Regions from separate parts of the Homo sapiens genome. Here region 2 is linked to region 1. Evidence: read pairs that join two places in POLR2A ChIA-PET (ENCODE). Cell type or tissue: HepG2. All regions are shown on one strand. Links, peaks and the distances in the headings refer to the core of each region. The heading gives the core; the rest is flanking DNA. Region 1 overlaps LINC03033 (long intergenic non-protein coding RNA 3033). Region 2 overlaps LINC01303 (long intergenic non-protein coding RNA 1303).

What was found. Peaks named below come from ENCODE experiments on the same cell type or tissue, not always from the same donor. Only the 100,000 strongest peaks of a DNase experiment are listed, where the experiment ranks them.
Region 2: POLR2A ChIA-PET joins it to region 1 with 5 read pairs; 9 of 35 experiments call an interaction of 5 or more read pairs at or near these places.

The regions. Positions count from the first base shown.
Region 1 is chr14:61,605,389-61,610,770 of GRCh38, forward strand. The region is part of intron 1 of LINC03033 (long intergenic non-protein coding RNA 3033); the gene reads left to right. Among named protein-coding and RNA genes, the nearest start is that of LINC01303, 37 kb to the left of the region's middle. RefSeq lists enhancers at 1,987-2,737, 2,738-3,487, 3,936-4,547. In HepG2, for the core only: a CTCF peak has its summit at 2,442; DNase peaks (open chromatin) are centred at 2,973, 3,593 and 4,333; H3K4me3 peaks cover 1,821 bases.
Region 2 is chr14:61,551,513-61,556,894 of GRCh38, forward strand. LINC01303 (long intergenic non-protein coding RNA 1303) reads right to left here. Exons shown (of 5, transcript NR_110416.1): 5 at 4,760-5,040. Among named protein-coding and RNA genes, the nearest start is that of PRKCH-AS2, 8.7 kb to the left of the region's middle. RefSeq lists enhancers at 397-907, 908-1,417, 1,312-1,361. In HepG2, for the core only: no CTCF peak of the experiment used is centred there; DNase peaks (open chromatin) are centred at 1,609, 2,439 and 5,209.

The sequences.
Region 1 (5,382 bases), core at 139-5,138:
ATGTTATGTTTGGAGCTACAGTAGCCAACTTGCAACCATAAGGGAAAGACCTGAAGAAATGCCAAAATGATCTCATTGAGCTCCTGTACCAACCCTGGAACTATACCCCAGCTTTCTTGTTATGTGACATCATGCATGCCTTTATCATCTATGCTACTATTATTTGAGCTTTATATTGCCAGGAGCCATTTTTTTCTGATACCCTTTGGAACAAATCCAATTTTGCATGCATTTTATGACCTAAAGCTGGGCCACAGATCATTAGTTCTGTTTTTACTTCCATTTAAGTTATAGTCTATGCTCAGACGTAAGCCTCATTAACGTCCCAGGCTACATGTCAGATATGGCTTTAGGTGACATCTCTGAAGCACTCCGAACAATGAAGATCTAAATGGTCACACCTAGTGACCAGGCAGTTGCAGATCAAGGGAATGGGATGAGGAGGCAGAACTGTAGAGACAGAGTAGTGAGGGCTGAAGCCAGGAAAGCAAAGAGAACCCAAGAGGGTATCAGAACTCAAGGGAAAACAAGACTGGGGCGGAGGAAAGGTCCAAGCAAATAGTCATCAATAGATAGATCCAGAAAAAGATGGGAAAGGAAAAATTTAAATCTAGGAAATAATCTGACAATAATGCACAAGACTTTTTGGAGAAAATTTTAATTCCAATAATAGATATAAGCAAAGACTTGAATAAATGGAGTGATATGCTGATTGTGTGGAACAATTTAACATTTTAAGAATATCAGTTCTTCCCAAACTGAAGCTGTAGATCCAATGCAATTCAAGTAAAATGCCCACCCCAAGTTTTTAGGACTTTGAAAAACAATTTTAAAATTCATATGAAGAATAAATATCCACAGACAGCTAATTTTTTAAGTGTAGGCAAAAAGGAAATTTGCCTTGCTAGATATTAAGGCACATCACAAAGCCATGATTAAGAAAAGGGGAAAAAAGTCAAGTTGACCAGGAGAACAGAATACAGAACCCAGAATTAGACCCAGCTATAGAGGAGAACATGTTATATGATAGAGGGGGCATCACAAATCACTACAGAAGCAATAGATTAAGTAGTACATGGTGATGGGAAAATTGCCTCCATTCAGCCCCACCTCAGACAATTTAAAAAGAAACCCCAATGGATTAAATGCCCAAACGTTTAATATAACAGTTTATAGTGATAGGAAATAATATGCGTGAATATCTCTGTGACTTTTGAGTGGAGGCATTTCTAAAGAAAAACCCGAAAGTACAAACCATAAGGAGGAGAAAAAAATACGGATTTGTCTACAAAACAAAATTAAAGATTTATTCCAACAAATACTACAGACAAAGTCAACAGGTAAACTGGAAGAAGATGTTACTGACATCCCAAACCAAAGAATGTAGATCTAGGAAATCCTGCGAAACAGTAATAAAAAGGGAAAACAGGCAAAATATACAAGAGGAAACCTCTTAATGGCCAATAAGTGTATACAAAGATGCTAAACATTACTAGCAATCAGAGAAATACAAATTAAAACATCAATGAGAGATCACTTTAGAGAAAGTCGGATAAAATCAAGTATAACAAAGACACTGCTAGAGGGGTGGAAATAAATGCAGCCATCCTGCAGAGCAATCTAGGAGTCCCTAGAGAAATCAAGGATGCATTCTTGGCCCTGAGTATGTGCCCAAGAAAACACTGATGTGCAGATCATAAGAATACATGTAAAGCTGTCCATCATGGTGCGTGTGTGTGTGTGTGTGTGTGTGTGTGTATGTATGTATGTAAACAAGGACTGATGTTTGTTAATAAAGCAATGGTTTAGTTAAACATAAACAAATACAAGATGGGCCACTATTCAAGCCAGAAGCGGGAAAGGAGATTTACATATAGCAGCGTGGACGGGTCACCAAAGCATATTGATGATGGCCGTGGTACGTGAAGTGAGTAATTTACTCTATTCTCCTGAGGTCCAAATTAAATAAAATGTAAATACATAGAGCCAGTGGTCACAGAACTTCAGTGTCTCTGAAATGTTTATGTGCATGAGAATCATCTGAGGTATCTGTTAAAAGAACAAATTTGAGGGTCCCACACACAGAGATTCTGAACCTGCACTTTAAACATGCATCCCAGGTGATTCTCCTATAAGTGGACCACAGGCTGCACTTGGAGACACCTTCAACTAGGTAAAATCAAGCTACCAGGAGAGTGATCAGAAGTTAGTAGCAAGGGAAATGGCAGTAGAACATCTGCCCAGCACCGGCAGCAAGGAAATGACTCTGAAGCAGCTGGCCCTGTCAGCAGCAGCTGCCTCTCTCCCCTCCCTTTTTTTGTGAGCCAATCTTAGTGGGCCTGGCCTGAAGGGGTTTGGGTGATGGAAACTGACAACTGCCGTCTGGGGAGCGTGTCTGGAGAGACAGGAAGCCACTGGGGGGCTTTTTCTTCATGAGGATGCTGCTGTGCGTAGTGCCACCAGGGGTCCTAAGCTTGATGTGACCATCCAGACTCACAGTGGGCTTCTCCAGGTTGGGCTGTGGGTTGGGGGGAGGTGGGCTATGAAAAGAGTGAGAATGACATATGGGGGACATTGTCAGATGCCAATGCTTGAGTCTGTTCCGATGAGAGAAGCACTGCTGAGCCTTCTCCTGGCAGATCTGGTGGACTCTGGGTGCAGATGGTCCAGGAGTCGAGCCACAGAACCCCGTCATCCCTCCAGTGTCTTCATTGCTCTTGCCTCCTTTGGTCCCTGCCTCTGGCCTGTGCTTTAAGAGCTGGACTGTTCTGAGGCATATTGTGTACCATGTGGAGGGGATAGTGACTGCTATGATTGTAGGCAGATGGGATGTGGTCTTAAGCTTGCCTTTAGGGGTGTCTGATGGCATGCTCAGCCCTGCATCTCCAGCCAGAGACGTCTCCCTCCCTGTGAATGGATTACAGCCACCCCAGTCAAGAACGGACTCTGGACTCCTACTGTTATTTATCCAGGCACTGTTCCCCAACTGGCCCAGAGAACTAACGGAAGCCTGGATTCACTGTCCCCTTCCTAATGTGCAGAATGGCCTGGTTTCCTAAGGACAAGGAAGGTTTTTCAGATTTATACAAACAGACCGTGCATATTTGTGGGTATCCAGGTAACAAACCCAGTTTGAAACTCCTTTTGACAGCATAATTCATAACTCCAGACAGAAATGCTAACGTGAACACAGACACTCCAAAGGTGGAAAAGATTAAGAAATGGTCCCAAACATAGCTCTCTCTAGAAATCATCTGATTCTCTAACACACCTCATTTTGCAAATGTGAGTATTGTCATGTAAAGAGAAAAGAACCAAAGAGAAAAAGAAGACTGGCAGAGAATCCAGAGACACAAATATTTCAGGCTTATTAATAACCAGTAAAGCTTTCTTTCTTAGGAACTTCTTGAAGTCAGCTGTTTGATGCTGATGGTGTGTGATGTGTAAGCAAAGGTCTGTGAATCTGAGAATCCCCATGTGCGTCTACAGGACCGTTCTCCCTGCCCCTGTTTTAATGAGATCCAGGGCAGCTGCAGCTCCCATTGTGCTGAGTGGCCTGGGCAGGCTGACAGAGCTATTCTTCTCTCCTAGTAATGTGTTTGCTTAAGCATGAACATTAGTGTCAGAAGTGCTTAGTGCAAAGCAACCATTCAGGGGTGAAGCAGTCACTGCCAAGTCTATATGTCTGGGAATTCATTATGTCTATTCGTCTGGGGGTTAGGGTTAGGTAAACCTTGTATTTTCTAATGAAGTTGAAAAGGTAAAAAACAAAAACACTATTTATAAAATCATCTTTTTGGGGTGAGTCCAGCTGTGAAAACCCCAATGCCTTGTTCAGGCCATGGCTTCCTGAAAAACCGAACAATAGCTCTTGTTATGTGGGGCATATCCTCTTGCCCTCATCTGCCCTGTCTTCTGAAACGAGTGAAATGAAAGTTATTTTACACCCGACCTTGCACAAAGCTAATGTGCCTAATTAGCGGAAGATGTGCTTTTCGGATGGGAATCTGATTTTACTCAGTAGTGTCCTATCTTTCACGAGATGAGGACACATCATGGGCAGACTGTGTATTTTTTCTTGTCTTTCTCACAAGAGCAATGAATGTGATCTAAACTGATGACTCTCCTGTCTGTCTTGCCAGTATGGCCAAAGGCATTCATTTCCGAGGCAGCTGGCCAGGGCTGAGCCGCGGACAATTAACTGGGCCACAGGGCCCTGGGCTCACAACCTTCCTGCTGGATCCTGAACACAGGGCATTGGCATAACAATGAGCCACACTAAGACTTCCCTAGTAGGAAGCTGTCTGTTTTCATCTTTGTTGATCTTTTGGATAGATAATACCACGTGTCCTTCCCTCTGCTGTGTCTCCAGTACAGTGTTCCTGGAGTTAATGTGTATCACCAGCTTCCCCTGTAATGGTCCACCCACAGTGGTGTATAATGGGCAGGGAGGTGAGAGAGAGCAAGTGCAGGCAGTAATGGGGTGAGAATTTAAAGACAATAATAAAACTGACTCCAAGTCAGTCTGCTGCTTATTATCATCAAATGCTGACAATTTTTAAACAGTGTCACTGATAAAACACTCTTCCTTGCAAGCTCTAAACAATTACTAAAGTTGCTGTTGCCGCTGACATAGGTGGACCCCGTCACAGACATTCCTTTGCAAAGTAAGTTTGAGACAGGTGGGATTCATCCAAGCTCCCTTCAGCACATTTTTTATTTCCAGCCTGTGGGATGCTACACATTCCTGCATGTAAACAGTTTCGAAATAAGCAATAATAACATAGCAATGCTATGGCCTACGCTTTAACAGCTGGACTGTTGCTTCTTCTAGACGAAGAAACAAAATGTGAATTATTTCCATCCTATTTGACCATAAGGAGTTTTTAATTTGTATCTAAAATTTAAAACAATGAAACAGATTGCAAACTGCATGGTGTCACATTTTTGTTGGTTGTGTGTAAATTTTAAGTTCATATATGAAATATTTACTGAATTTGAATATCTTTAAAATTGAAATTTATTCTTTATAAAAATTGTTCATTGTTTAAAAACAGAAGTCCGTGAGAGTGAGTGCCTCTTTCCATTTTATGCCTTACCCTACTCCCAGCTGTGCCTACTACTTGGGAAGCAGGAACAGCTAGAGCACCTGCAGGTGACCTAAATGTGGCCCACCAGGCCACATGATGTTTAACGGATCCGATGTTTAATAGATCTCTTTGTTTTGTTTCTGTTTTTGTTTTGAGACAGAGTCTCACTCTGTTGCCCAGGCTGGGGTGTCGTGGTATGATCTTGGCTCACTGCAGCCTCCGTCTCCCAGGTTCAAGTGATTCATTCTCTCAGAGAGGGCTCCTATTGACAGAATTCCACCTGGAATTTTGA
Region 2 (5,382 bases), core at 226-5,225, 54 kb before region 1:
CTTCTCTGTCATAGGTTCTTTTTTTTGCATTCCAATGCGAACACTTACTTTTGAATGAATAGAGTAGCTAGGAACTTCCCTTTCCATTTGTGTAGCACTTACCACTCATAGTCATCACTCTCACCCACATCATGCCACTAGATCTTCATGACGTGCCCACTATTCCCACTGATGATAGTGTGAGTACTGCAGTACATACTACAAATGGCAAGAGAGGCTCAGAGAAGTTGAGTTCATTGGTTTCCCAAAGGGTTCAGGCTTGGTAAAGAGTAGATCCAGCTCTAGGGTCTAAATCTTTGATGCTGTAGTCTGGGAAAGGGAAGGATCATTCTGACTTTGGGACTTTTTTGGCCTTCATAGCTCCTCCACTTTGGGTCTTCTATTGCTCTGTGGGATTGATTAACTTTTTGTTATGGTTCACTCCACTCTGGTAAACAACCACGAAAAATAAAGCATGCCTCCTGTTTCATTCACAAAACTCATTATCATAGCCACGCAGAGCCAAAACACTGTCTTTGGTAAGTCTGTGATCACTCAGCAGCTTCCTTCTTCACAATTGCTTCTCAAGCCCACTACCTGGGTTCCCCAGTTTGGGTTGAGTCCATTCTTTTGAGGCTATTTATTCCATGCCTATCAGGTTATTCAATAGCTAATGTTTATATCTGAGAAGAGAGAAGATACACAGGATATTTACCTAAAGCTCAAATGAGTCTTCAATTCCTGGTTACAATTCTACTTCACATCTTTCTTCAGTTCTGCTAGACCTGGCATCCCCTTCCAAGGGATCACAAGGCTGTCTTGCCCACACTTCCTGAAGAAGGCTGGCACAGAGCAGGTAGCGAGCCATTCAGGCAACTGGGCCAGAGTCCACTGGGGCTGCTGGGTTCCCTCAGCACAGTGGGCAGCATGGAGGTCAAGACGAGGTCACATTGGGACCTTTCACTCCCTCAGGTCCATCTTAAGACATCGTCAGGCCTTATCATCCCACTGTCCTTCCCAGCCAGTCCTCATCCCACACCCATTTGCTCCTGCTCTCCCAAGCTATTCCACGGTGACCTAACTGAATTAGACACATGGCCTTGAGTGTTTGAAAGGACAATAACTTCAAGCCTTTGCTTTGGGATGTGGGTCAGCCTTTGACTGCCAAAGTTGCTTTCACTTAATGGCTAACATGTTGCATGTTTATTACATGTGAAGCCCTGTTCTAAATACTTTAAGTGTATTTACTTATTCAATACCCCCCATGAGGTGGGTACTCTCAGTTTCATTGTACAGATGGGGGAAAGTGAAGTACAAGAGATTAAGTCACTTGTCTAAATTCACACAACTAAAGCAGTGGGGTTAGGATTTGGATCAAGCAGTTTAACTCCAGAGTCCCTACTTTTAGCTCAGTTCAGTGAGGTTCTTCTATGAAAGCGAATTCTATTTTTCCACCTTTGTGGGGTTGGCAGGAAGCACCAAGATAAACTGCCAGCTGGGCAGGACAGTATTAGCCCTCCCCTGGGTAGAACAATTTATCAGCAGTGGGACTGCATGATTTGCATATCAAGGGGCTGGAGCTGCTAACCCCAGTTCTTGGAACTGGGGCAGGCCAGGGTGATGCAATCAGGACTTCAACCTCCCTGAATAGGGGAAGAGGAAGTAGTCTGGTTCTCTCTGAATCCCGTGAGCCCCATCTGAACCCCTGGGGTAACTTCTGAGCCTTGGTGGAGTTTCCAGCCCTTTCTCCCCTCGTAGAGGAGCCACTTCATGTTTTAGTAACTCTTCATCACCCACCCCGCCAGCTCATGCAGCAGCGTCAGGAAGAAGGTGCGCAGCCTGGAACCTACCTTGGCAGCTGCATGTTTACAGCTATGAAGCTGAGCTGGTGTAACATGTTAGCAAAGAAAAGAGCAAAAATAGACCAGGCACGGTGGCTCACGCCTGTAATCTCAGTACTTTGGGAGGCCGAGGTAGGTGGATAACTTGAGATCAGGAGCTCAAGACCAGCCTGGCCAACATGGTGAAACCCCGTCTCTACTAAAAAATTACAAAAGTTAGCCGGGCGTGGTGGTGGGCGCCTGTAATCCCAGCTACTCAGGAGGCTGAGGCAGGAGAATAGTTTCAACCCTGGAGGTGGAGGCTGCAATGAGCTGAGATCACGCCACTGCACTCCAGCCTGGGCGACAGAGGGAGACCCTGTCTCAAAACAAAACAAAAAAAAGCAAAGCAAAAATAAAAGCATCCCATTTGTCATTTATTGATCTTAATTGAATCCTGACCTCAGATGATCTGCCCGCCTCGGCCTCCCAAAGTGCTGGAATTACAGGCATGAGCCACCACACCCCGGATCTTAATTGGGTACACATTGCCTTGAAAATATTCCAGCCACGGATTTGACCATTTCACATGCCAACATGATAAAGCTGTTCATTATTCCCAGGTTTGGTCATCCTGGTTGCTTAATCTAGCAATGTTGACTTAAAATGACTAGACAGCCCACAGTGATTGCCCCCGGCTCAGGGTCACACTGGGCCCTGTAACTTCTCATTTTACATCATCCAAGGATAAGACTCCAGTACAACTGTAGTAGATGTTTGTGATGAAAATGAGCCCTTTGCTGAGATGTTCCTCTGAATTGAGTTGCAAGTTGGCCAAAGCTGGCCAGAGTGCAGCTGTAAAGGGAGCTTTGTAGTCTCCTTTTGTTCCTTTGTTGAATTGTAACCAAAGCTAAGGGAGCTACCCTGGGCTTTATCCCGTCCCCACCTCTTCACCTCCACTGCCCTGCCAACTGTTCTTTCCCTCCTCCTGCTTCCTGGCTCTTTACTCCCCTACCGAGTACGTCGGTTCTGCACTCTCTCTCCCTGCACCACTTGATTCTTAGAGCCAAACTGTTATATAGCCAGTTTTCCAACCATCAAGATGGCATAAAATTTTGATTTGCATATTTATTTTATAGGCTCTTTTAGAGCCCAGAAATGGCAGTCACCTTTCCCATGTGTTTCTGCGTCTTTGGCATCACCCTGTGTCAGCAGCACTGAGTGCCTAGGTGAGCCACCCTACCCTATGCTGCCCGTGCAGTCTAGGGGGCAAGATGTCACATGGGTAAGAGCCCTGGCTGGTAAGAGTAGTGGGCAGCCCTGGGGGCTGAATCCACACTTACTGAATGTTCTTGAGAAAAGCTAGTTCTTTCTCCAATTTCAACTTTCTCATTTGTGAAATGGGAGTGAGCATAGCGCCTGCCTGCCTTCTGTTAATACTGCAGGGATTAACTGTGATACATTGTCAAGCGTTTGCCACAGGGCTGGGACACAGAAATGCTCAATCGATGTTGGCTATTATTATCGTCAGCTCTCCCACAGAGGGCTAAGGGAAGGTTGCTTGTGATGTCCATCTGAAAATGGACAGAGAGGGACACTCGTGCTCTCCATGATGCCCATCCCTTTGGATGCCGATGCCATGCCACTCCAATTTGGAGGGATTTCACTTTTCTAACTGGCTGCAGAACCTCCTCAGGAGACCTTATTCTTTTCCTAGGATGTTTTGAGTCCATCCTGCCCCAACTGACATACAGGTTCAGCCTTAAGTTTGATATTCTGCTGCTCTCCTTTGAGGCCAAGAAATATCCACAATTTTCCCAAATGGCTTTTCTTACCAGTCTCAGGAATTATTTTGTCCTTCCAGATCTAACACAAAGGTACATTTTATTCACTTCTGACTGAATAACACAGGGACCACACCCAGCATCAGTACCTGCCGGGCACCCCCAGTTACTCACCATGCCTGTGCGCCAGTTCAGAGAAGAAAGGACATGTGTCAAGATGTTCAGTAGGGTCTGGCATGCCTAAGAATTTGAAGCCAATAGTAGAACCAAGAACCAAAGGCATTTTCTTCCTAATTTAAGGTATCTGTGAAGAAGTTTCTAGTAAAACAAGAGTCTCCATAGTCCTGTGTATTCTTAATGGAAAAGGCCTCAGCACTCCTATCCCCTTGCAACAGCCCTTCCAGATCACCCAGGTCTGCCTTTCTTATGCCACGAAGGCAGTTCTTACCCCACAGAGGCATCATTCTTCCAAGGCCTTAGGCCACAGTTAGAAGAATTTAGGCTAGACAAAGTGAAGATTGTGTAGGCACCGAGTGTGGTCAGACATGCAAGTGGATTGCAGAGGGTGAGACAGGAATCTTCTTTGGATACATTTCAAATTAGAAACCAGGATAGTCTAGTAGTCATTTGACCTGAAAGAGCCAGAAATAACTTAGATGACCTCTCGAGTTCTTGTAGCCTTGTACTCATGGCTAAAAGTGAACAGAGGGATATGGTCAGTTGGTCTCCCCTGATAGACGCCAACCCACACTACTCCCACCATATAGAAAACCTCTGTCACTCGAATTTTCTCCCTGTCCATCTCTGTACAACCTGCATGCCCTAGCACACCTATGTGCCTTCTCTGCATGCTCTCTCAATCCCAGGATTCCCTTCAGGCTCACATAGATCACTTGTCCCTCAAGTCACATACTTGACAATATCTTATACCTGATTGCCTTTCATAGTTCTCATGCTCATTCATACGTGGAAAACAGGAAAACTTTACAAAGTTAAAATCAGCACAAGAAGTTCACAAGAAATATAAGCCCCCTTCTGACAATAGAGCATTTGTGGATGAAAGAGAAAGCAGGATTCCTCAACTCTGTTCTTTTTTTTTTTCTCAAGGAGAATGATTTTTGAGATGAAACAAGTACAATACTCACTGATAAAAATGAATCGTAGCCCAAAGTAAATAAAGGGATTATACGAAGCATTCAATGAGAATAGGCAGAATTGCAGAACAATTATTGAAGCAGTAATTTATGAGCACTGGAAGTGGTGTTGATCATTAGGGCTGTGCAGGGGTTTATAAAGAACAGGTCTTCTAAGTCGAATCTCATTTTCTTCTTTGATGGTTCCTGGACTGGTTGATCAAGGATAGGTGAACATTTTTGCATAGCTGAACTTCAGCGACATACATGACAAAGTCTCGCCCCATTTCCTTATGGCCAAGCTGGATTCAAGACACAATGGTACTGAAAATGTGGGGATTAATAGGTTAGTGTCAGTCTGGAATAGTGGTTCTGCCACCTTGCGTAACCCCTGCTCCCCTTGGATTAACAGACAAATTTCAAGTCTTAATCCTATTTGAGATTTCATACCGTCAACATTATGACTAAACACAAAAATTAAACAGTGGGACAAAGGGCTACTTTGTTTTCAAGCTATTCATGCCCTCCCAGAAGACTGTGATATAGAAAAGCACATGAGTTTAGAGAGTCAGACATTCACTAAACTAATATTTATTGAGCATCTATTATATTTCAGGCATATTGTGGTTGCTGGAAAAACTAGAGTGAAAAAGACACCAAAGATCC